2 separate regions of the Homo sapiens genome follow, and region 2 is linked to region 1. A link is a contact called in ENCODE Hi-C data. All regions are on one chromosome and are shown on one strand. Each heading gives the region's core, a stretch centred on a gene start or an enhancer-like site at or near the end of the contact. The rest is flanking DNA. Distances are from core to core; before and after follow the strand shown. Region 1 holds the start of LCA5 (lebercilin LCA5). Region 2 overlaps BCKDHB (branched chain keto acid dehydrogenase E1 subunit beta).

Region 1 (2,700 bases), core at 85-2,584:
TCAAAACAAACTATTATTTCCTATAACTTATTTGGATAAACATACTAGCTAACATGGGAAATCACAAAGTGAAATATTTAAAATGGTAATATAGAATTTAAATGTGGAACAACTGGAAAAAAACATAGATTAAAATAACCATGCAAAAGAAAGAGGGAATGAGTAAAGAACTGGAAACATCGGTTTTACCATTCTAAAACACATATAGCCACTCCCTCTGCCAAAAACTAAATGATGACTTCTGATTGCAAAGATATCTCTAATGCAAGTTCTTAACGTGAAGATAAAGGAGGGGAATAAATATGTATGTGCCCAAGTATACTTTCCAAAGAACAAAGTGAACAAAAAAGGGGTTTATATCAGATGAACTGGACCAGGGCTCTTCACTGTTAAACACTATCCCACGGTCTATCTAACGTAAACATCACGTATCTGAGTACCGACTCCAACTCGAGTATGCCAAAAAGGCACTTTCTTTTTTCTTTTATTTCTAACCATCTTTACTCCTCTCATCCCATCCCTGAAGGATGTATAGAAGTATCACAGCCTGGACAAGTACGGCTTTCCACTCTAACCACAGTTTTAATAATAACACATCTATTATTATCCGAGAGCTACCAAAGCCTCCTTTTCCGTCTTGGCCCTTGGCCCTGCCCCTCCTCTCTAGTCTTGAGTCTCCACGGGCCTCCGGGGTTTTTGTTTTGTTTGTTTTAATAACAACCACTTCTCTAGATCCGCTTGCTCCCTTTCTTCTCTTCTCGGTCCCAGGAAGTAAATACCCTTTCCCAGCTCCTCTCCTCCTAACTTCCCAGTCCCCCCAGTGCCGGTCAACCTCCCTTCCTCGGGACCCTCTCAGAAGCCGAGCTCTTTACTCATTTTCCTAGGTCTTCCTTCTCCTCGCGGTCCCTACATCCTCCCCCATCCCTAATCCCTTCATCTTCCCTGCTTTAAGAACCACCCGCAGGCCCCCATCCACGAACGCCCCTTCACTAGCTACCAGACGCTTCAACCCAGCCTCACCTCGCACCTCCACCTCCCCCGCCGTCTCCACGCCCACTTCAAAGCCCACCTCCAACCCGCAGGCTCTTCAGCAGAGCCGATGCGGCGTCCCGCCTCCTTGCCTTCCCTCTTAGGACCAAACTCCCAGCTGGGGCCTCGGCGTCTGACCGCCAAAGAGCGGGTGCCTGGTTCCTGCGGAGGCTGCCGGGCGGGTGCCGAGGTTGCCGAGATGCGGGAGGTTTGAACACAAGGATGGGACAGAGGCGAGGATCGGGGCTCCTGGGTGGCAGCGGCGGTAACCTGGGCTCCAGGGTAACGGAGGCGGAGGCCTAGACTGCACTACGAAGAGACCGCAGCCAATCATGATGACTCTACCCGAGCTCCCATTGGCTTCTGTCTCCAGACGGCCCTTTTTATTGGCTTCAGTGGAACTGGAAGGCGGGACGGCGAGTGCGGGAGAAGGTCTCCATTGGCCGACCGCTCTAGCTGTAGCGGAGACCCCCAAGTAGGGAAATTGGGGCAAAACGCGGAGCGCTCCAGGCTCCTACGGGCTGTGCGGTGCCAGGGCTCGACTGCTGAGCGTCGTGGGCTCCGAGAGGGACGCGGGCGGAGGGCAAAGTGGGTTCATGATATGAATTGTAAAATTGGCGACTGCGTAATGTAAAACACTTAACAATTGCTTAGATTTCCTTTGGGAAATAACTTGCTTTTAAATTGTAAACAAATTACAAACAAACTGCTAGTGCTTCTGGATCTTCTTACCGAAATGGCTGATTCAGGAGGATGCGGGGTGAGTGCACTATTGTTCCTGCCTCGAGATCCTGGCTGTGAATCACCAACGAGCCGTGAGTTTGGCTTGAAAGTGATTTTTAGGTTTTGGAACGGGTTTGGGGTGGAATGGCATCTGAAATATTTGCACACAAGTTTTTTTTTTTTTTTTTTTTTTTTTTTTTTTTTTTTAAGGAACGTTTTGAGGAGCATGTCAGCCTATTGAGCGCTGATGTGTGACATATTTTCTCTTTTAGAAATGGCATTAATTGCGGGAGACAGGGAAGGTAAAAAAAAATCCTCTTTCGTGAGGGCTTTAAACTGCTCCGAGCCATCTGATTATCAAGGTGGTTTAACACTACTCTGGTGTTCTCACTATTGTTAATTTCTCACTGGCCTTTTTACCACCATTCTGTAGAGAATCTAATATTTGAAGGCAAATGCGTTTAATGAATCTTCTAACCATGAAGATTGGTAATTCCTGCTTCTCGCTCAACCTCGTTTTTCCACCTTTGCACTGTTTCAAAGCTTTCATTTTATCCTGTCAATACATTTTACTTCAAGTTACAGACTAACCCACCCAAACAATATTGTGATTAAATGTAATTTTCTGTATGCGAAATACATCTGTACAAGATGGCAGTCATCTGTTAGTGAAAATAAGATGAGTAATCCCTAAATTGCACGGAATTACTTTTCATCAATTCTTTAATCTGTCTCTGCTGACACTGTTAAAATAGCTCACTCGTTATTATGGACTCTGTTAGAATTAACATGTAAATGTATGGGTGGATTACTTATAAAGGAAGTTGCTAGGAAGAATCAGAAAACATACCGTATTTACGTGGACAAATGTCTGTCACAGGAGCGTCAGATCAGGATTGCTGAAGGAGAGCTGAGAATGAAACCACCATTTATTCAGCACTCAGAATG
Region 2 (2,700 bases), core at 27-2,526, 630 kb after region 1:
GTTATTTTTTCCATCTTAAAAACCTGTCTTGCTGGGTGCAGTGGCTCACGCCTGTAATCCCAGCACTTTGGGAGGCTGGGGCGGGTGGATCACCTGAGGTCAGGAGTTTGAGACAAGCCTGGCCAACATGGTGAAACCCCATCTCTACGAAAAATACAAAAATTAGCTGGGCGTGGTCGTGGGCGCCTGTAATCCCAGCTACTCGGGAGGCTGAGGAAGGAGAATCACTTGAACCCAGGAGGTAGAGGTTGCAGTGAGTGGAGATTGTGCCACTGCATTCCAGCCGGGTGACAGAGCGAGACTACATCTCAAAACAAAAAAACCCAAAACTCTCTTGACCCCATATTCCCCTCTAGTGACTGCTCCCTTTCTCTTCTCTTCTCTCTCTCTCTTTTTTTTTTAAGACAGAATTTCACTCTGTTGCCCAGGGTGGAGTGCAGTGGTGCCATCTCAGCTCACTGCAGCCTTGACCTCCTGGGTTCAAATGATCCTCCCACCTTAGCCTCCTGAGTAGCTGGGACTACAGGCACGTGCCACCACACCCGGCTAATGTTTTTATTGTATTTTTTGTAGAGATGGGGTTTTGCTGTAGGGTCTTGAACTCCTGGGCTCAAGTGATTCTCCGAAAGTGGTGGGATTACAGGTGTGAGCCATAGCGCCTGGCTTCTTCTCTCTTTTATAGCACCGTTTCTCCATATAATTGTCACTACTCATTGTCTTCAATTTCTCTGCTTCTATTCTCTATTCTCACTTGAAGTCACTGCAATTAAGCTTTTTTTTTTTTTTTCTCTTCTCTCCTACTTTGCAGAAACGGTCATGTTAAGGTCACCAATGATAAAATCCTCAGTCCTCATCTCACTTTTTAATAGCAGTATAGACACAAGTTAATCACTCTTTTCTTGGAAACACTTCCTTTTGGGACAACACATTCTCCTCCTGGTTTTCCTCCAAACTCTGGCTTGTTTTCCTTCTCAACTTGGCTGATTTATGTCTCACCTGCTTGTCTTGTTAACATTGGAGTATCCAGGCTACAATCTTAGATCTCTTCTTTTCTCTCTATTTAAATTTACTAGGTAATCTTATCCCATCCCTTGTTATTAAATGCTGTCTTTATGCTGAAGACTTCCAACTTATATCCAACAGTCTAATTGATAGCTCTACCTGAATATCTGAGGGCATCTCAAAGTAAACATCTCCAAACCTGAGCTGCTGATCTCTCACCCAACATGCTTCTTCACAGTTTTCCCTTTCTCAGTTACTGGGAACTCTGTCCTTCAGGTTACCCAGGCCAAAAGACTTTGAATCATCCTTAGTATTGCTGTGACTCATACTGCACATCCATTTCATCAGCAAATCCTTTTAGCTCTATCTTTAGAGTATATCCAGAGTCTCACACCATTTCTCCACCTTCTCTGCTATTATGCATTGTTATCTCTTACTGGGATTATTGCAGTAGCAGATAATCAATCTTGCTGTGTCCACCCTTGCTATTGACAGGCTATTCACCAAATACGAGTCAGAAGGATCCTGTTGAAATGCAGCTCAGAGAATGGCATGACCGTACTCAAGAACTTCCTGTTTTTCTCACTCACCTGCTCTCTGACTCGCTCTCACAGTAAAAGAGGGTTTACAATGTCCTCCAGGGCCCTGCTTGATCATCTACCCATTCCATCCTGTAACTCCTTGACTTTATCTCCTACTACTCTTTCTTTTACTCTAGACCAGGCAATCTGGACTCCTTGCCCTTCCTCTGATATATTAAACATTTTCTTACCCCATGGTTTTTGTACTTGATGGTCGCTCTGCCCAGAATATTTATTCTCTCAGATATATGCATGGTACACATCCTCATTTATTTAAACCCTTTGCTTAACTGTCACCTCTCAGTGGGGTCTTCCCAATGTCCTTAAAAATCATAGTAGTTTCCCTCCCTCCATCACCTACTCCCCTGGTTCATCATCTAACAAACTAAATATTTCCTTCATTTATTTTGTTTTTATTGCATTTCTTGTGACTAGAATGTAAACATTCATGAGGAATGTTTTCGTTTTGTTTGCTGCTGTTAGGAAAGTGTCTGTATAATATTAAGTAGTTTAAAAACATTTGTTGAATAAATGTATGAATTATTATAGTCTTTTCAGTGTTATAATTTTTCTATTACACATAAGAAATGGAGCCTTAGAGTGTTTAGTAATCCGTGGAGGTAACACTTAAACCCAGGTCTTTCTTGGCTCATAGTGCAGTCACTCATGTATTTTTTCATCTATCAGGACACTTACAGGGTACTACAGGAACTTTACATTGGATGAATTGCATTATAAGATAGAGGAAGTCATCAATATTGTGTGTCTTATTTGTGCTCTTCTCCTCAATCAGTATCTGGGAGAAAATAGAAACCGATTTTTAACAGTTCATGTTGAAGCACTTTTTGCTACATCATAGAAACTTGTCAGAGAGACTTGTTAAACTATTTCCTCAAATCAAACATGTTTTGGGGTAAGAGAGTTCTGAGAAACTCACTTTTTTCTGCTTTCTATTGGCAACAAGGCTATATTTCTTACCGAGATGAAAAATATCTAAATCCCATGAACTAGCAAGGAATCAATAAGAATGCTGCTAGTTTGGTTAAGGTGGTTCAGGTATTCCAGGGCTGTGAATTCCATGGGAGACAGCTGGAATTTACGTTCATTTTCTACCACT

What was found. A loop is a pair of places that touch in the nucleus more often than their neighbours do. Pooled maps may share reads with other maps.
Region 2: a pooled map shows a loop between it and region 1 (5-fold over the local background). The contact joins the enhancer-like site here to the promoter of LCA5 in region 1. A Hi-C loop is called at or near these places in 2 of 37 single-sample maps with no recorded cell type and 4 of 50 pooled maps.

What each region holds. Positions count from the first base shown.
Region 1 is chr6:79,536,096-79,538,795 of GRCh38, forward strand. LCA5 (lebercilin LCA5) reads right to left here and starts at 1,335. Exons shown (of 8, transcript NM_001122769.3): 1 at 1,070-1,335. It also overlaps a transcript of SH3BGRL2 not described here. RefSeq lists enhancers at 1,231-1,804, 1,799-1,848, 2,379-2,700.
Region 2 is chr6:80,162,540-80,165,239 of GRCh38, forward strand. The region is part of intron 3 of BCKDHB (branched chain keto acid dehydrogenase E1 subunit beta); the gene reads left to right. Among named protein-coding and RNA genes, the nearest start is that of BCKDHB, 57 kb to the left of the region's middle. Within about 2 kb of position 1,277, at least 5 of the 41 ENCODE cell types and tissues checked have a DNase peak (open chromatin) inside an H3K27ac peak, as active enhancers do.